Regions from separate parts of the Homo sapiens genome. Here region 2 is linked to region 1. Evidence: read pairs that join two places in POLR2A ChIA-PET (ENCODE). Cell type or tissue: OCI-LY7. All regions are shown on one strand. Links, peaks and the distances in the headings refer to the core of each region. The heading gives the core; the rest is flanking DNA. Region 1 has its middle 110 kb from the start of KHDRBS2. Region 2 has its middle 13 kb from the start of KHDRBS2.

The links. ChIA-PET counts read pairs that join two places held together with the same protein. Peaks named below come from ENCODE experiments on the same cell type or tissue, not always from the same donor. Only the 100,000 strongest peaks of a DNase experiment are listed, where the experiment ranks them.
Region 2: POLR2A ChIA-PET joins it to region 1 with 17 read pairs; 2 of 35 experiments call an interaction of 5 or more read pairs at or near these places.

Annotation. Positions count from the first base shown.
Region 1 is chr6:62,386,275-62,396,655 of GRCh38, forward strand. No RefSeq gene overlaps it. Among named protein-coding and RNA genes, the nearest start is that of KHDRBS2, 110 kb to the left of the region's middle. In OCI-LY7, for the core only: CTCF peaks have their summits at 7,443 and 7,646; a DNase peak (open chromatin) is centred at 5,297; H3K4me3 peaks cover 1,174 bases; H3K27ac peaks cover 3,270 bases.
Region 2 is chr6:62,294,527-62,304,907 of GRCh38, forward strand. No RefSeq gene overlaps it. Among named protein-coding and RNA genes, the nearest start is that of KHDRBS2, 13 kb to the left of the region's middle. In OCI-LY7, for the core only: no CTCF peak of the experiment used is centred there; DNase peaks (open chromatin) are centred at 3,225 and 4,385; H3K4me3 peaks cover 1,160 bases; H3K27ac peaks cover 1,979 bases.

The DNA.
Region 1 (10,381 bases), core at 1,201-9,200:
GATGTGGCTGTCCTTCAAGAAAACTTTATTTATAGAACAGGTAATAGGTTGAATTTGTTCCATAAGCTAGTTTGCTCACAGCATACAAGTATTAGAATATGTTAATGTTTTGATTAATTAAATAGCATTATTTATTTCAACGTTGAATTGCTGTTGAAATGTTTTCTTAAATGAAGGTGATTAATAAGACTAAAAGCAGCAATACTTTAATTGAGCTGGATATCCCCAGATAAATATTAGAAAATTATTTTTAAAGATGTTCTAGTCTTTCACACCTTCAATTTGCTCCTTAAAATTCTTCCCAGTGAATTCTATAGTTTGGATTAATTATTTCTGCCCACCTGCTATGGGACCTTAAAAAATTAACGTTTATAGAAATTTACAAGTTTCACAGTCTGTAAAATGAATCTAATAATATAATTGTTCTATTTCATCTGAGATTTCCAGGAAACTTCCAGGTTTCTAGAATTTCCTTTATCAGGAAAATATTATCCCTTAAATTGAATTTTTTCACAAATTGGCATTCTTTTCTTAAAATCAATTTTATAAAGCATAATTTCATTATAATGCAATGTATTTATATGAAGTATATATTTTGATGCATTTTGACAATTTATACATCAATGTAAGTAGTATCACAGTCAAGATATAGAACATTTCCATCACCATACAATGTTATTTTGTGCTCCCAAAAGGTAACTACACCAACCCCCAGCACTAGACAGCTACTGGTCTGCTTAATTTCACTCTAGATTATATTTTTCTTTCCTGTAACCAGTACTTCTTTAATGTTTGTTGGTAGAAATTCGGTTGCTTCCAGTTAGGGACTTTTATGAATAAAACTGTTATAAATATTCATACATATATCTTTATATTAGCATATATTTCTCTATATTATTAAAATTTGGGATCACATGAAATGCGTGATTTTAACTTTAAAAGAAATGTCCCAACTGTATTTAAAGTGAAAAACATTCCCATCATCTATATGTGAGAGTTCCACCATATACTTCATCACCAAAACTTGATATCGTGTCTATTTTTAGGCATTTTAATGATTGTGTAGTGACATTTCATTGTGGCTTTCACTATTTTGAATTACCTTAGTGGCTAATCTTGAGCATCTTTTCATTGTACTTATTTGCTCTCCATACATCTGTCTGAATGCCTGTTCAAATATTTGTGTAGTTTTAAAATTCGCCTTTTATTTTATTGAGTTGTTAGAGGTTTCTGTATCTATTCTGGACCATCTCCATAGATGTTCATTTTTGTAGATTCAAATTTCTGTCTCATATCATATTTATTCTGCCTGCAGAACTTCCTTTAACATTTCTTATAATGCAAGTGTGCTGGCAATAAAGTCCTTCAATTTCTTATATTTTGAAATGTCTTGTCTCCTTTATTTTTTAAAGACACTGTCCCTGAGTATATTATTCTAGGTTGATATTTGTTTTTATTTCTCCATTTTAAAATATGCCAGTTTACTGCCTTTCTGCCTGTATAGTTTCTGATAGAATGTTTGCTGTATTTTTTTTTATCTAACTTACCCTGCATGTAATATGTCTCCTGCCTCCCTGCCCTGCCCTGCCCCACGGTGCCTTCAAAACTTGGTTGTTACCTTTTATTTTAGCTGTTCGAATATAATGTATCTAGGTGTGTGTGTGTGTGTGCGCGCGTGTGTGTGTGTGTGGTTGTACTCACCCTGTTTGAAATTATCTGAGGTTATATCTGTACTTGGTGTCTTATAATTTTTGTATAATTCTTGGCCATTATCACTTCAACTATTGACCGTTATCACTTCAAATGTTGGTTTTCTCCTCTCTTTCAGCTAGCCATTCTAAATAAATGTAAAATAGGCCACTTGATATAATCTTACATATTTGGTTTACATTTTCTCTCTCTCCTCTCTTTGTGCTTCAGGTTGAATAATTTCTACGGACCTTCTTTCAAATTCACCTGCTCTATCCAAGTTTGTGTCACATTTACTGATGAACCTATTCAAGATATTCTTCATTTGTGTTAGCATTATTTTTCTAGCAATTCAAATGGAGTCTTTCTTTTAGCTCTCGTCTCTCCCCTGGCATTATCCGTCTGCTCTTCCATGTTCTGTACCTGGTCTACCAGAGTCTTTACCACATTAATCTAAGTTATATGAAAATTTTTGTCTAATGGTTCCAACATATAGGTGATCTCTGAATCTTATTTTATTCATTGCTTTGTATTTTTACAATGGCTTCTTTATGTTTGCATTTTGTATGTCTTCAGTTTTTCATTATATTTCACATATTGTGTGTATGACAATATTAACATTGGTAAATTATTTTTGACCTGGAAACAGGCATATATCTCTTTTTCTACTTGGCACTAAATGTGAGGAGGAGAGTCAATCTAGTCACATGTTGAGATGGGTTTGGATTTTTATTATAGGTACCCTCAGTGCACTTCCAGTTTCAAATTTGCCTACCTTTACCTTGTAAAGCGAGAACTTGATTGCCCGGTAATTTTGCTCCATCTTTCTATTCCACCCTAAGTACCTCATTACCTCTCTCAAGTCTTTTGCTCTTCCCTAGCAGTAGACAGAGGCTGCTGGTTTCTTGGTGTTTGCCAGTCTGGTTGTGGAAAATACGTTGGGTGCTCTACTGTATCTAGCTTTAGTCTTAAATTGGCCCTCCATCTCCGTGTCTTGGTGGTGGAGGCTTTTGAAATAATTCTGTTCATCCTCCAGCTGTAAAATACAAACAAATTCTAATGGCCTAGGTTTAGGACTATGTCTTATCTCTCTTCCAAGGGTAAAGGGAGTTTTACTATTTATTTTTTTCTAAAAAAAGAAAAGGAAAATAGATGAAATAATATGCTACCATAATCCAGGAAGTCACCTGGTGGTTTGCAACTTTGTGAAGTATCAAAAAGTAATTATGTCAGGTATATATACAACTAGTACTGTATAATTGCATTTATATAAAGTTCAAGAATAGGAAAACTAAACTGTAATAATATAAATAAGAACTGTTAGTCTCTGACAGGGACAAGTGGGTGGAGATTGTCTAAAAATAGTTGAAAAGGAACTTTATTATATGATGATAATTTCCTTTATATTTATTTTCATAATGGTTAAATGGTGTACATTTTCAAAACTCATGATACTGTGGTCTTAAAATCTGTTTGATTTATTACATGTAAATTATACTTCAATTAATGTTGCTATAACCAGACAAAAAATAGGTAGAATTAAATTCAGAGACTAATTACCTTAGAAATATTGAGATCAATAGAAAGTTTTACTTCTACAATTTTAAGTAATACTTATAATTTTAAAACAGTTTAATGTGCATTATTTTATTTAATCTTTACTATACTGGTCATGTGTATTATTATCTGCACTTTATATATGAGCTGTTCTGACTTTGAATATGGTTCTGTTGAAACAGTTGGCTACATCATGAATCAGAAATATTATAAACTGTAGAGTAAATACAATAATATCTTACTGTAATCTACAAAGTCACCTGGGAGGTTTGCAACTTCACCTGGTAGAAAAAAGAGACTGTATCCTCTTTTTTCCTATATTGCACAGATGAAAGTGAGGCTCCCTATTTTATCACAAGAACCTCCACAGTCTAAATAGATATGAAAATGTTATTCTTTAGTAAATGTCTGCAATGAAATACATTATTATCATTTCCCTCTTCAAGTTAATTGACATGAGCATTTTTGGACAATGCAATTAATTCAGTGTTTCTAGAACACCTATCAAACAATGGGCCCATCCTGTTATTAAGCTAGTTAAAAGCATTTATTTGATAGTAGATTTGTTCTTTTGCCTACCAGTGTGTTTGGGATACTTTAATGGGACTATTTTCTCACAAATTATAACAAGAAGGACTAAACCTATAATTATCTAACTAAAACATTGCATCAGTAAAATATATCCCATTATCAGATAAATGACACTAGTCAGGCAGTCCTTCACATATCAAAAGGATTTATTCAGTGTATGCTATAATCACAGTTTATAATATGGTTCTTAATTCCATTATTAATAAGATAGGGTGTTATTGCTTATTTATGTTCACTTTGATTTAATGTTCATAAGAAGCACTTGCTTTTAAAAATGACCTGAAGTTCAAGTATGGTAATGGCTGTCCATTTGCAATTTCAAAGGTACAGAGACCATATCCAAATAGCCACTAACTTATTGAAACATGCATTTAATAATCCAAAAGCCATCACTATCATTAAGTATGTCATAAGTCTTATAGTTTTCCCTATGTTTACTCAGAGCTACACCTGCACACAGAGGTGGAGCCCAATGATGGAAATAACTGACTCATATGATTACTTACAGGTTGGACTCAGAAAGTGAGTCATAATATGCCTCATGGATGGCCAGATAATTTAGCTCAAATTGAGCTTTCTCATCTCTAGTTGCTACACATACTAGTCCTGGCTTCCTACTGTTGTTATTTCCTAGTTGTTATTTCCTCAAAACATACTTCCTTCTGGCATTTGCTCTTGTTTCCAGTGAAGCAAAGATGTGAGCATTTGTTTAGTGTCAGAATATTGACCGCCTCCCAGGACATCATTATCATAGGATTTTTTGTTTCATTTAGTACTGATTATAGTACCCAAAGCCCTTGGCAAATTATTTTCAAAAGAACCATATCATTTTATTGTGAAAGTAAGGTTTTATACCATAGTTGGAAGATACTCTTAAAAAATGCAACACTAAAAGGAAATGGCTAAGTAGCTGACAATTTCCTCTCAGACACTATTGCTTATGTTTTATTAACTTAAAAAAGACTTTCTTCTAATCTGGTTCCACATTATAAATGAGACAAAATTAAGAAGTGGTTGTGACTCTCAAGGTCACAAAGTTTGTATTTCCTCCTTGGTCACATGGCAGATAGCTAATGGCCATTCAAACACCAAAGCCACTCTCTTGTTTCTTCTGATATGAGGTTAACAGCATGCTAAAACAGAATTATCTTCCTCTGTCTCAGTTTCTTGATTCCTATTTTTGTCACCTCACTAATCAATAGAGTGGTGAGAGAGCCACTGAGATAGTAAATCAAATGCTAATGTCCCTTTTTGATTTGCCAGGTTAGATTGTTTATCACTTCTAAGTGGTTGGTTTTTGGCATTCTATATAAACTTTGAATTACTTACTGAAAAAAAAAAACTGTAAGATGCTGCAAGCAGCAGGTATTTCCTCTTACTTTTTTTCTGAGACATAACAATTGCATACTCTAGACTGTAAGTATCAATGATGGAACAGAAACAGAGTTGTCCTAAGAGAGACAACCACACACACCTGAAATCCGACTTTAGAACATGTTTCAGTCTCAGTTCCTGCTCTTTTCAATGAATAATTAAAGCGCATCAAGCATCAAATTGTATGTCTTTATTTTTGATGGTAAGTAGTTCAGATGAGTTCCTCCATAATGAAATCAACACATAATTTTCAATGTTCTCAAAAACATTTATTCACAAACCAATATATTATATGTTTTCCAAAATCCAAGTCCCATATCTGAGTTTGCTTGAAACCTTTAGAGGTAGGTCCTCCCACCATCTCACCAATTGCACTTTCACGTGGTGGACACAACCATGATATATATTAGGAAAGGCATTGATCTTGAAGTGGACTCAGCTTCAAGTTCCACTACTAAAATGTACTACCTATGTGGTTTGAAAAAAATGTGAGTATTATTTGCAAGTCTCAATTCCTTCTTTGTAGAATAGTAAAATCATTTACCTTACAAGGTTATTTGGGAGATGGAATGATGTGAGACAGTGTGCTCTGTAATTAGTTTTATATTTGAGAAAGTTAAGGTCTGTTAGAATAGAATTCAATGTACAAATAATCTCATTACCATGGAGTTTTAGCTACAAATGTAGGGATGAATTGATAATTAGCATATATTATTTGATGATTATAGTTTTCTAAGAAAAACAAACCTTCTTTAGTACTAAAATGTCTCTGTTTGCTTTTGCATTTTTTTTTGTATATAGTGATAATCAGAGCATTGTTGAAAACTAACAACTCCCAATACTGAGAAAGATCCCATGCAGTCATCATGAGAGAATTTCATCTCCAGCTTTGCCTCTCTCAGCAGTAAGCCATTAGCTCTGGGAATAGAGCCGACAGTAATTTAAGATGGTGTCATATCACTGGGGCCACTTTTTGGAAAATTATAGGATGTTGTGTTCCATTTGTGTCAAATTTGGTGTGAAGGGATGTCAGAAATGCGACTGTTGTTACCAGAAAACCGCTTTTCTGCTCTTTGACAATGAGAAAACCAGCCATGTTTCTTAGAGACATAGATATGGTGATGACAATCTGTCAGTCTGAGGAGCTCAGAAAGTACTACAAAACCAAAAATAGTATATTTTTCTTCACTTTGATTTACACTTCTGAAGACTTTTCCTTTGCTTAACCACTGGTGTGATTTATTCAAGAGTTACAATAAATGTAATACACTTTTTAATTTACTCTGCCTAAGTCTTTCTAATTAGATAGTTACAACTACTAAAATATTCACATGGAGAGTAATCATTCAAAGAGCTTTCACAGGAAGCAATTGTAAGATGCCTATATTTTGTGTAATTACATAGCTCATTCTTTGTCTTTCGCAAGAGAATTTTGTATGGGATAATAACTTCAGAATATGATATTAATATAACTGATGCCAGAGTTATTACCAATCTTAATTTGCACCTTTCATGCTACTTTGAATATTTTATTTATGCTGAAATGTCAACTATGCATCTGAAAATGGCCCAAAAGGAACCTTAGCTATCCAACTCTTCAGATAGAATGTCCCCATATCATCCCCGATAATATTAAATCCTCTAAGATTCTGTATACCTTTGTGCTTATAGATGATTGAAGAAGATCAAATGTCTCATGGATAATTTATTCCTATTTTTGTAAATCTCCAACACAAACTCTTTTAAAAGTAATTGCGAGATACCGATTGAGGGCTAACTCAAATAATGCAGTGATTTAAGTGGAGATACAAAGAAGTTGCTAAATGCTCTAGAATTAGAACAATACCTGTTTCTTCATATAAGATTCTTATGCTCTCTGGTATTAAAAAGGAAGGTTAACCTTTTTTTGGTAAACTTTACTATCAACATACATACACACACACACACACACACACACACACACACACACACACACATGCTACACCAGAAATGAAAAAGTGTGGTCTTTAAAAAAAATGTGATTTTTATAGCAGTAACCATCTCATCTGTTTTCCTTTCATTTTCTCCTGTAGAAAGTGCCTGAAACATGCATTTGCTAAGCTTTTATAAGTGATGTCCTCTTATCAGGAAATTGCTGAAACACTAAAACAGCTCAGTCTTTTCCACTGTGAGGGCACAAAAGAGGCAAAGAAGAGGAGGTAGAGTGGAAATTAAAGCCTAGATTCTCTCTAATTAACATATCAATGGTAAGTCCTTCCTCATGGGTCTCATAGACACTTTGGATGGTTCCAGGGGCTTAAGCATTCTTGCCAATTCCTCCAAATGGGCCACCTACTGGGAGAATATCCCAACTGCACAAGGCTGTAAGGTAGATAGCTAGAGGCAAGGTTTGGCATGAGGAAGAAAACAAGAAGTTGCACTTCAAATGGTTCGTCTATGCCGGGAGATCATACAGGGAGAGAAGCCAGTTCGTTAACAAACCAGAAAAATGCATCACCAAGAGTGAGATGGCATTAGGACACACGAAATACAGAAGAAGAAACAAAGACCTAAACAGTGCAAGGCAAAGAAATAATGAAAACTAGCAACACTAGAGCTTCCTCACAATCATTTATATGTAGGGTATGGGGCTACTCACATTGTCCTAGCCCACAAGGCTAAGTGCATAAAGAAATGTCATTGCCCTCTTTACCTGCTGCACCAAGATGAGAGTAAGAGTGTTGGAAAGAGCCTACTGTGAAAGGAGAGACCACTGCCCTCTCCAACCCTCACAACTGAAGCTCTTAGCCTAACATCTCTGGGATAGAGAAAATGAATGTTTTGAATGAAATGTAAAATTGAAGAATTTAAATAAACAAGACCAAGTTTTAATTACTGAAATAAGACATTTTGAATAACCAAAACAACAAACACTTTATGGGCTCAGGCAAAGTTATTGTTAAAGTACATGTCAAACACAGAAAAGGGGCACTTAACAGAAAACTCAGCAATAGCAGTTCCTACAAAAAATAAAACATAATTTTTTCATCAGTAAGTTAAGATTCCTAAATTAATCTGGTTTAGAATTTTAATATTGCAGTTATAAATTTTGAAAGATTTTACAAACACAAAATTATCAATGTATCTTTGTGTATAAACCTAAAACTTTAAAAATAAATTCTTTTATTTTATTTTCTTTTTTTACAATTCTGTCCAGAAGGCTTTTTTAATTTTTAATTTTTGGGGGGTACATACTAAGTGCATATATTTATTGGGTACATGAGATCTATTGAAACAGGCATAAATGCATAAAAGTCACAATAGAGTCAATTAGGTATCCGTCACCTCAAGCGTTTATCCTTTCTTTGAGTTACAAACAATCTAATTATATTCTTTCAGTTATTTTTAAAGGTATAATAAATTATTGTTGATTGTAGTCACACTGTTGTGCTATCAAATACTAGATCTGAATTATTCTAATTATATTTTTGCACCAACTAAACATCGCCCCTAGGCACACCCTTCTACCCTTCCCAGCCTCTGGTAACCATTCTGCTACTATCTTCATGAGTTAATTTTCCTTTTTTTTAATTTTTAGCACCCACAAATAGATGAGATATATGAAATTTGTCTTTCTGTGCCTGGCTTATTTCACTTAACATAATGACCTCTAGTTCCATCTATGTTTTTGCAAATGACAGGATCTCACTCTTTTTTATGGCTGAATAGTACTCCATTGTGTATATGTACTATATTTTCTTTATACATCTTTTGATGGACACTTGGTTTACTTCCAAATCTTGTCTATTGTGAATAGGGCTGCAATAAACACTGGAGTGCAGATATCTCTTTCATATACTGATTTCCTTTCTTCTGAGTATATAGCTAGCAGTGGGATTGCTGGATCATATGGCAGCTCAATGTTTTGTTTTTGAGGAACCTCCAAACTGTTCTCTTCTCCAGTGTGGCTATATTAATTTGCATTCCTACCAGCAGTGTTCGAGGGTTCCCCTTTCTCCATATTTTTGCCAGCATTCATTATTTCCTGTCTATTGAAGAAAAGCCATTTAAACTGGGGTGACATGATATTTTGTTGTAGTTTTGATTTGTAGTTCTCTCATAATGATGTTGAGCACCTTTTCATATACCTGTTTGCCATTTGTATGTCTTCTTTCAAGAAATATCTATTCAGATATTTTGCTCATTTTTAATTGGATTGTGAGATTTTTTTTCCTATATAGCTGTTTGAGCTTCTTATATATTTTGATTATCAGTCCCTTGTCAGTTGGGTAGTTTGCAATTTTTCCCCATTCTGTGGATTGTCTCTTCACTTTGTTGATTGTAACCTTTGCTGTACAGAAGTTTTTAACTTGATGTGATCCCATTTGTTCATTTTTGCTTTGGTTGCTTGTGCTTGTGGGGTATTGCTCAAGAAATTCTTGCCCAGTCCAATGTCCTGGAGAATTTTCCAAATGTTTTCTTTCAGTAGTTTCATAGTTTTGAGTCTTAGATTTAAGTCTTTAATCCATTTTGATTTGATTTTTGTACATGGCAAGAGATAAGGGTCTAGTTTCATTCTTCTGCATATGGATCTCCATTTTTTTCCCAGCACCAATTATTGAAGAGATTGTTTTTTCTCTGGTATATGTTCTTGGCACCTTTGTCAAAAATGATTTCACTGTAGATGTATGAATTTGATTCTAGGCTCAACATTCTGCTTTGTTGGTCTATGTGTTGGTTTTTACACTGGTACTATGGTATTTTGGTTACTATAGCTCTGTGGTATAATTTGAAATCAAGTAATGTGATTCCTCTAGTTTTGTTCCTTTTGCTCAGGATAGCTTTGACTATTCTGAATCTTTTGTGGTTCCATATAAATTCTAGGATTTTTTTCTATCTCTGTCAATAATGTTATTAGTACTTTGATAGGGATTCCATAGAATCTGCAGATTGCTTTAGGTAGTATGAGCATTTTAACAATATTCATTATTTCAATTCAAGAACATGGAATAGCTTTTCAGTTTTTTTGTGGCCTCTTCAGTTTCTTACACCAATGTCTTAGAGTTTTCATCATAGAGATCTTTTGGTTCTTTGGTTAAATTAATTCCTAGGTATTTTACTTTATCTGTAGCTAATTTAAATGAGATTATTTTATGATTTATTTTTCAAATTGTTTGCTTTGGCATGTAGA
Region 2 (10,381 bases), core at 955-8,954, 92 kb before region 1:
TGTATATATATAAAGGAAAAGAAAACTGGTACTCGAATTAATACAGGTACTCACATATTCATAGCAACACAATGCACTATAGCTAAAATGAGGGAATAGACCAAATGTTCATCATCCATTGGATCAAGAAACAAAATGTGGGATATCCATACAATGAGATATTATTCAGTCATAAAAAGGAATAAGATATCAGTATATGCTATGTCGATGAACCTCAAAAACACTATGCTAAGCAAAAGAAGGCAGATACAAAAAATCACATATTGTATGACTCAATTTATATGAAATATTTAGAATAGGTAAATGTATAGAGACAAAATGTGGATTGATGGTTACCAGTGATTAGGAGAAAAAGAAAATGGGGAGTGACTGCTTAATGGATGCAGGATTTACTTTTGGAGTGATAAAATGTTTGGGAACTAGATAGAGGTAATGGCTGTGAATGAACTAAATGTGACTGATTTTTTTTCTTTAAAACTATTAATTTTGTGTTACATGAATTCACATTTCAATAAAATTTATAAAGTGAGATGAATTTTGTTAAGTGTTTAGGTGCAAAAAATGCTACAGTAGGATCTCAAGCTTGGGAATATGCATAATGCGTCTTTGTTTATTCTATTTATTCAAGGGGATTCTAGGGCTAAGGAGTCTCTCACTCTATTCATTTTGTTTTCCGGTTAAGCTGCCATCCCTTTCTTTTATTCAGATTATTTTCTCAAAGTCACTAACTAATAATATAGCAGAATTGGCTCAGTTAGTTGAGAGATATTTATGCTTTTGCGCATGCAAGCAACCCTCACGCAGACACACACACACTGGGAATAAAGACTTCAGCTCTGTCCATACATGATATAAAACCATGATTGCTAATTGCATGAAAGATCTTGGAAAAATCAGGTATTTCTTGAATTATGTAACATAAAGACAGCAGGATGGCAGCATAAACTTGTTAAACTAACCAGGGATTTTTGAAATTTAAAGGAATAAAATCAATCTCATATTTATCCTGGATTCAATAATTTAAGACTCTTAGGAGTTATGTTATTTAAATAAAAATATAAATAAAATAAGAAGGCAATCAGTACTTTCAAATTTAGTCCTAATTTGCCCTAAGTTGAAAGTAGACAAATAATATACACCCATAACATTCATTAAACATTACGTCCTTAGAAACCAAACCCATCAAAAGTTATTTATTTGGCAAATCAACGACCAATAATTTTTTATGTAGGCTTCACCACAATTAGACACTATAAGTTTTGTTTGTACATAAACTAGTTTTCCTGTTTTATTAATAGGTTCTCAAAATATTTTGCCCTGAAGGCCTGTTAAATAATACAATTCATTACAAAATGGTGAATCCTTAATGCATTCACCTACCACACACACAGACACACACACACAGACACACACACACACATGCTTATCCTTCTCACTTATTAATTATGAGTTCTCACATCCAACTCTGTTGGGCTCATCTGTCCACTTTCTCTCAAACTAAACTTAAATGATCATAATCTAACGCTGAAGGCAGAAGTCATGACTAGGACCGTGATCCTAAGCCTACTAAGAAACAGACATGAGCAGAGCCCCAAAGAAATACCAGAGACACAAACAAGCCTGTGCGAGCAGGAAGACTTACTCTACAGAATGACTAGGTTGGAATACTCATCTTTTCCCTTTGGAATGGGAACTCCTAAGTTCCCATGGATGGGAAAATATTTTATATATATATTTATATTTTAATTACTGCATTAATTATCTATTATTCAACAAATAACCACAGCATTTAGCAGCTTTTAATGATAAACATTTAATATATAGGTCAATTTCTGATAGTCAGAAATCTGAATCAACTTAATTGGGTGGTTCTGGTTTAGGGTCTCTCATGAGGTTGCAGTCAAGGTTTTGGCTAGTATTATAGTCATCTGAAGCATTGACTGATATATCGAACTTCTCCAGCATAGTTGTTAGCCAGAACCCTCGGTTTGTCGTGACATGGGTCTCTCCGCAGAGAGTTTGAGGATGGCATCCACAAATATAGAAAGGCTACATTGAATTCCTTTTGAAGTACGTACTATTACCATCCTCTTCATTTTACAATGAAAACAATTGAGGCATGAGAAAGTTAAGTTGGCCAAAGTGTCTAAGCTAACAAGTAACAGAATTAATACTCAAACACAGGTGGTTGGGTCCAAGGGTCTGTGCACCTAAGAACCACATGTGTTAAAAAATAACATAACTAAATGAGGCTAGTGCTGATAGCACAGAGAGAATTTCCCCAGCACTTCTGGGAAATGCAAACAGTTCTTATATTACCTGTAGTCCATGTTACTTTAAAGGCCATCTCTTTGTGGATATCTATCTTCAAAATAAAACATGTTATCCTCTTCCTAAGACTTGTTGTTAAGTACTAGTATTAGTCACATACCACAAAAGCTATACTTTACAAGAAGAATTTCAAAATGTACAATATAAAATCAAAATATATATTTTCGTGGCTTGCAGTTTATTGTTTTAACTAAATTTAACTCTTTTGGGATAAAATCGAATTATAGAAGCAGAAACTTTCTCTGCTTGCCAGGGATTTGTAGATACTAAATCAAAGATTATGAATTTCTCATTAAATGTATCTGAAAACATATAAAATGTATTACATCTCACAGTAGTCACTGTGATTTCCTTGAATGTTAACAAAAGCAAGGCAGTGATTACACACAAATCAGTCAATAATTTTTTTCAGATGTCAAAGCAACCAAAATGGTCTCAAGAATAGTGAAGAGAAGCCACAAACATATTTTTACTATGCTCCATGTAAGCACACATTTCCCATGATCTGGATTATTTCACCAGATGTATTATGTATTTAAGACTTTTCTAAGTGAATGAAACTTTTTTAAGTGAAAGAAAAATGTTATGAGATAATTCACTAACCAGTTTGCTGTTTTTTTTTTTTAATGGGTACCCATATTAGTTTTCTGTTGCTGCTGTGACAGATTACCACAAATTTAGCAGCTTAAAACAATAAAACATTGTTATTTTTCAGTTCTGTAAGTCAGAAGTTTTAAATGGAAATCCTTGAGTTAAAGTCAATGTGTTGTCAGAGCTGTATTTTGTTCCTGTAATGTGAGATCTGCCTTTTCAGCTTTTGGAGGCTGTCTGCATTCCTTGGCTCATGGTCCCCTTTCTTCACCTTCAAAGCCAGACACAGTGGGTTATGCCTTTTCCACATTGCATCACACTGACTTCCTCTTTGGCCTCCTTTCATTTCAGAGGCATTTGTGATTTAATTGGGGTCATCTATATAATCCAGAATAATCTCTTTATTTTAAGGTCAGAGGATTAACAATCTAAACTCTATCTGTGACTCCAGTAACCTGAATAATGCCCCAGTGTCCACATTCTAATACACAGAATTTGTGAATAAGTTACTTTAAATGGTAAAAGGGATTTTGCAGAAACCATTAGGTAAAGGACCTTAGAAACAAAAAATCTTTCAAGATTATAGAGGTGAGGGTCTAATGTCATCATAAGGGTCATATAAAATAGAAGCAGGAGGATCAAGGAGAGAAAGAGAGAGAGCAGTGGTGGTGGGGGAGAGAGATTGATTTGAAGGTGTTATTCTGATTGTTTTGAAGGAGAAAGGGACCACCAGCCAAAAAAAATGTATGTAACCCCCAGAAATTAAAAATGGAAAGGAAACAAACTTTCCCCTAGATAATTCAGAAGGGACACAGCTCTGCCAACCCCTTTTACCTTCTGACCTCAAGAACTATAAAATAATACAATAGTAATGTTTTGAGCTACTAAGTGTGTGGTAATCTCTTACAGTAGCCAGAAGAAACTCACAAATACAATGTCTCCATGTTTACAGGTTCCTAGCATTAGGATGTGGATATCTTTGAGGAGGCCATTATTCTGCCTACCACAACATCCATATTTTTAGGTAAATGAGTTCCTAAGTATGCATGCTTGTTATTGTATTTGTCAATGAAGAATCATCTTCTACTTAGGTGAAAATAATTTTCATATATAATGATGACCACTGCATCATTTGCCAGTGGCAGGGTAATGGCTTTCAAATGCTCTTTTCCTTTTTAAAAATTTTCTGATAAGTTCTACATAAAAAGAAAAATTATTTCTACACAGCAGCCAAATGGAAATGTGACTGAGCTCAAAATATATAATATTCTCCCATGAATACTAATACATGCTTTTATTAAAAATAAAATATAGCTCAGCTAAAAGTATTGGCAGTACACTGTTTCACAAATGTTTATGAAGCTTTCTTTGGCATAAGTTTTAAAAAGGTACTAAAGTTTCTAAGATGGCCTGTGGAAAGTAAAATGAAGGGAAATTTATATTTCCTACAAAGCCAACCAAAAGAAGAAGTGAAACAAAGCCAACCAAAAGAAGAAGTGAAACCAAATCAAAAAAAAAAAAAAAGAGAGAGAGAAAGAAAAATCCAAATGACACACGAACATAGTATAACAGAAGAAAATATTTAAATAAAACTAATTAAAGTACAGATTGCAAGGCTAAGAGCATTGAGAATAGTCTTATGCTAGTCAAGATAAATATTGCTTTAATTTTTTTATATTCATTACTGAAAGTAAAACTGCCATTCGGAGAAAGGCAAAACAAGATACTACTATTGACAGTTGAACACAAACCAAGTTTAAGAGAGATGTTTAAGATTGAAAAACTTTCATAAGGTAGTCAGGAACATTTAATCCAACTGGATTGATTTTTAGAGGAAATAAATGATCGTGTATGTAATAGAACACTTTCATACTCATTACCACACAGGCAAAAGGCCTTTTAAAGTAATTTTACTTTCTTACATACAATTATAGCAGCAGACAATTGTAATTCAAATACACAAATTTAATTCCTATATTTTTGTGCTTGTATTTGCAGAGAGACCTGTTAGCCTTTACTCACATACCTTATTCTAAAATGCATTCAAGCCATTTTCTTAGGAGGCATTGTCTAAATATGATTTAAAACTCTTCATTCACCCTGTTCCATTTTCACTTGGAGAGTTGAATCCAGTGGGTATTGATTTTATAATATTATTTTGAAACAGCAAAACAGAACTGAAAAATCAGTGCTGATTGTTTTTCCATTTAAGATCAAATTATTCACTCAATGAATGTTTGTTGAATTAGATGTATCTTTTTCTGAACTATAACTGTGAGGCAAAGAACATGGAAAGTGTCCAAAAGGCATGTGAAAGCCAAACAATCAGTCTATAAAAGATAACAACATACCTGGGTTTTCAAATAAATTTCTATTTTCTATTTTCCTTTATTTATTTCCATTTTTTCCTCCCTCCCTTACTTCCTTTCTTTTCTTTTTTTTCTTTTTTTTTTTCTAATACCAGGCTTTGCACACTGAGAAAAAAGAAACACAGTCCTCTCACAGACCTTTTTTTAGACTAGAGAGTGAGATAGACTGAAATCAAACAAGAAAATGGACAATGATTTTTATGAAGAATAAAAATGGGCCCCCTGAGCAAGAGAAACAGATCGTTGATGAGAGGTAGCAATTTTGATTGGGTTATCTGGGAAATCTATCTGAAAAAGCTGCATTAGAGCAAAACCTGAAAGACAAGTAGTTATCCAGCGGCGGAGGGAGGTGGGAGATGGAGTTGGAACCTCCTAGGCAGAAAACATAGTGTGTGCTAAGATCATAAAGAGGGAGAAACCTTAGTATACACTTAGATGACTGAAGTGTAATAGGAGCATATTGAATCATAATTTAGAGAGGTAGACAAGAAGCAGATAAAAACAGAAGCCCAGTTCTTAGTGAGTCACACTGACCTAGAAGCATTTTACAGGCTCCCTTGCAGCTAATTGAAACATGACTAATTTCTGGCCAATATACTGAAAATTGAAGTGTCATATGTACTTATAGGTGGTCTCTTTAATGGGAGGAGCAGAGTCTTCTGCTCTACTTCCTCCATACTGCTGCTTGTGATAGCTGGAGTTCTATCAGTCTTCATAGACTATAACATAGGCTTGGGAATCACACCTACCTAGTGAGCTCTAGCTTAATTCTTTCTGACAGCTTCATAGAACTACCATACCAGTTCTGGATTACTTAACTTTTCATTTATTTTATGTTAGAGAGAAAACAACTAACTTTTAAAGTAATAGTTATTTTGGATGTTTCTATGATTGCAGGTAATACTTAATTCAGGAGACTAATGTAGTAGCTCAAATGAAAGGTGGCAATGGCTTGTGCTATAATAATAGTGGGTAAAAGGAGAAGAGGACAAATTAAAGATATATTTTGGAGGTAGAGCACAAAGGACTTAAACAAAAGATTGGGTATAGAAGAGTGAGGGAAATAAAAATATCAAAAATTAATCCAAGATATGTGGCTTGAGCAATCATTTTGTAGATGGTGCTATCACGAGTAAATAGGGAAAAATTGAAAAGGCACCAATTTGAGGCAAAATAAAGACTTCATTTGTGATATATATTAAAAATACCAAATTCTTCATATTTGTTTTAAATATGTGCTAAGTCCATCAGGCAAAACTGAATACATCTGCAAAATTTCTTATAACATTCATAGTTAATTATAATTTTACCGGAAGACCTGTAGCCAGCTTAGGAAGTCTCGCTGAACTTAGTTTATTTTTCCTTTATGTTACTCAGAAGTAGATTTGGTTGCTGTTTGCTTTATGTTACTCATAAGCAGATTAAGTTGCTGTGCAAACATGCAATTTACTCTTTTTTGGTTGCTATGTATTCCAGAGCAAAAAACAAAAACAACAACAACAACAAAAACCAACCGCCACCACCTAGATTTAGGCCAGTAGATTCTCTAATTTTTCTTAAGGGGAATACCAATGTTTTTGAAGGCTTTCTACCATGTTGGTGATTTACAATGTTATTTAATTTGGACCTTAGCAATATGGCTTGCCATCATCATTTTCCAGACTCAAAGAAATTAAGTAACATAGCTAGAAAAATGCAGAACAAGAATTCAAAGCTAGGTCTGCCAAATCCCAAGGCCTGTTTTGCTACTACTAAAAATTTCTTCTTTCTTGTATGTTCATCCTGTAAATAAAGCCATAAAAATTCCAAGATATCTTGTTATCATCATGAAAACTACTTTTGAAAATATATTTACATATTTATCCACACATATTCATGTATATACACTCTAAATATTTTCCAATAACAATAATATATAAAGAGTTGAACTAGAGTAGAACTTTTTGTGAGCAAACCTGTATCTCTGGGTAGCCTCTGGCATTGATTAAATTGAAGTTTAAAAAATTATAATTCAGTTCCATCTTCAGACAGTCCATTATCAAAGCATAATGCCTTTTAAATGAGTTGAAAAAAAAGCCCATAGGCAGTAAAAAGTAGTAAAATCAAGAATGATCATCTAGTGCATGATATTTAAATGAGAAGTGAAGGGAGTAAATTAAAGGACACTGCCAATTCTAGCCAGGGAAATTACAGTGCATCCAGTAGGGAAAAGGCTGGAATGCATTTTCATAGAAAATAATAATTTAGCTATATAGAGAGTTCTTTTCCCTAGATTCTTTTTTTAATGTCCTACTTTTCTTTAGCATATCATTGCATAATATCTTAAAATTCTACTATTTGACTATCTATACAGAGTAAACCATCATGCAAATTGCTTGTTCTTAGTATTAGATTCAAATGTAAAGACGTTATATTCAAAAACCAAACCATATCATGCTTACAGTCATTAGGTACTCATTATATAAAAGGATTTGTACTAGGTGATGAGTGGATACAAAAGAGAAATGAATAGCTGAATAGCTTCTCGTCTGAAGGAGTTCACATCCCACTGAAATAACATATATGTATACGCAAATAACTGTGTTCAAGTGAAGCCTGTCATTATGTTTATGCTATACTTCTAAGTCAACAAAAACAAGCTTAACTGCTCATGAACTTATTTAGTATATCATTCATTGTTAATGGTTATGTCAAAGAAGTAAACAATAATTTGATCCATACATAAATTGTGCCTTTAGAAGTAACCTTACATTTACAATTAGTTTGCATATTTAAACACTGTGTATTGCCAACCCAGTGATTTTTAACTCCAAGTTAAGTCTTTTAAGCTGACTGTTGAACAATTAGGATGACAGCAATTATTTACACACCACCCCCTCACTCATTTCCTTCCCATTGATGTTTCCTAATGTATTTGGGGTTTTCATAAGGCTATCCACCTCCTACTTCATCTTCTCTTTTGAATCAGGAAGGTACACCCTCTCAGTGATGTACAGATATCTTTTCACCTACAGCTTTCCTTGTTGTGCCCATATAACATAAAAGGTGAGTACCTGGCTGGACTTCCTTCCTGTGGCGTTGAGGAAATATATGTAGCTGGCCAATGGCTCATACCCTGAGGTTGCTACATTTCCTTCTTGAACATAAGTTAGCATCCTTGCCCTCTCCCAAATTTTATCCTTGCCTTGTGCTATCTTAACCCCCAATCTTCCAGGTAAATATTATTTTTTTTTTGTATATTTGACGTTACTTACATTTCTATTTGATGATATTCTCACATGAAAAAATGTGTGGTCCTTGTGGTTCCCCACCCCCGCCTTGGGACAAAACTTTTCTCCATGTTTCCTTTGTTGTTTTTTTTTTTTTAATTTACTTTGATATTTTTTTAAAAAGAAGTATATCTTACTGGAACTTATCATTTTCATCAAATCAGAAATTATATTTATCAATTAGAATAAGTTTCACTGGTATCTTCTAGCATATTTTATTACATTGAGAAATGAAACAATCTTTAGATTATTTTGAATTTTCTTCATACATGTGGTATTACTGCAATAGGACAATTATATTACTTATTTTTTAGTCCTTTTGATTTTTTTTTTTAAGCAGGGGAGACAGTTTTTCTCTGTCACCTAGGCTGAAGTGCAATGGTGCAATCTTAGCTCACTGTAACCTCTGTAACCTCGAATTCCTTAACCGAAGATATCGAAGGGTAGGATCAGCCTCCAAGGTAGCTGAGACTACAGGCATATACCACCACTAATTTTTAAAAATTTTGTGTAGAGATGGGTGTCCAGCTTTGTTGCCTCCACTGATCTTGAACTCCTGGCCTTAATCCTCTTGCCCTGGCCTCCCAAACTGTTGGGATAACAGGAGTGAGCCACTTAACTTGACCTTTAAAATTATCTGTCTTGTTTTCTTTTTTTCCCCCCACTGGTTAGTTTTTCTAGTACATTATTGAATAGAAATGGTGCTGCACTATCTTATTTTTCTCTTCTCAGGAGGAAATGTCTCAATTTTTCATGATTATTTATATTTGTTAGAGTGATTCTGTTGAATGTTTTTTGATTAAAGATACTTCACTCTATCTTTGTTTGCTACAAGTTTTTACCATGAATTGGTGTTTATTATTATCAAATGCTTTTTCTACAGTTTATTTAAAGATCAACTATATATTTTCATTTTAATATTAGTATAGTGAATTAAATTAAATAATTGTCAAATAGTAAAACCTTTTACATTTCTGAAATAAAACCTATTTGGTTGTGACTGGGATTTATTGACCAACAATACTGTGTTTGTCATTTTAAATAGCTATTTTGAAGGACCATCATTTGGCTTTGTTGCTTTTCTCTTTCATATACTTTTTCTATTTAATTAATTTCTATTTTTATTACCATCTATATTTTAATGTTTAGTTTGCAGGTATTTTTTCTAGCATTTGAGATGACAAGTTAGATCAATGGTTTTCAGATTTTTTTTTTTTTTTTTTGAGACTGAGTCTTGCTCTGTCACCCAAGCTGGAGTGCAGTGGCGCGATCTCGGCTCACTGTATCCTCCGCCTCTTGCGTTCAAGCAATTCTCCCGCCTCAGCCTCCTGAGTAGCTGGGATTACAGGCGCCCGCCACCACTCCAGGCTAATTTGTGTGTGTGTGTGTTTTTTTGTTTGTTTTTTGTTTTTTCAGTAGAGATAGGGTTTCACCATGTTGACTAGGCTGGTCTTGAACTCCTGACCTCAGGTGATTTGTCCGCTTCAGCCTCCCAAAGTGCTGGGATTTCAGGCACCTGCCACCTCTCCAGGCTAATTTGTGTGTGTGTGTGTGTGTGTGTGTGTGTGTGTGTGTGTGTGTGTGTGTGTGTTTTGTAGAGAGAGGGTTTCACCATGTTAACTAGGCTGGTCTTGAACTCCTGACCTCAGGTGATTCGTCTGCTTCAGCCTCCCAAAGTGCTGGGATTACAGGTGTGAGCCACTGCACCCGGCCCAGATGTTCTTTTATTGTACTTGCATTTAAGATTACAATTCCCCTCTGATCACGTATGATCTGCATCCTACAAGTTATGTTTTTGTTGTCATTCAGTATAAAATATTT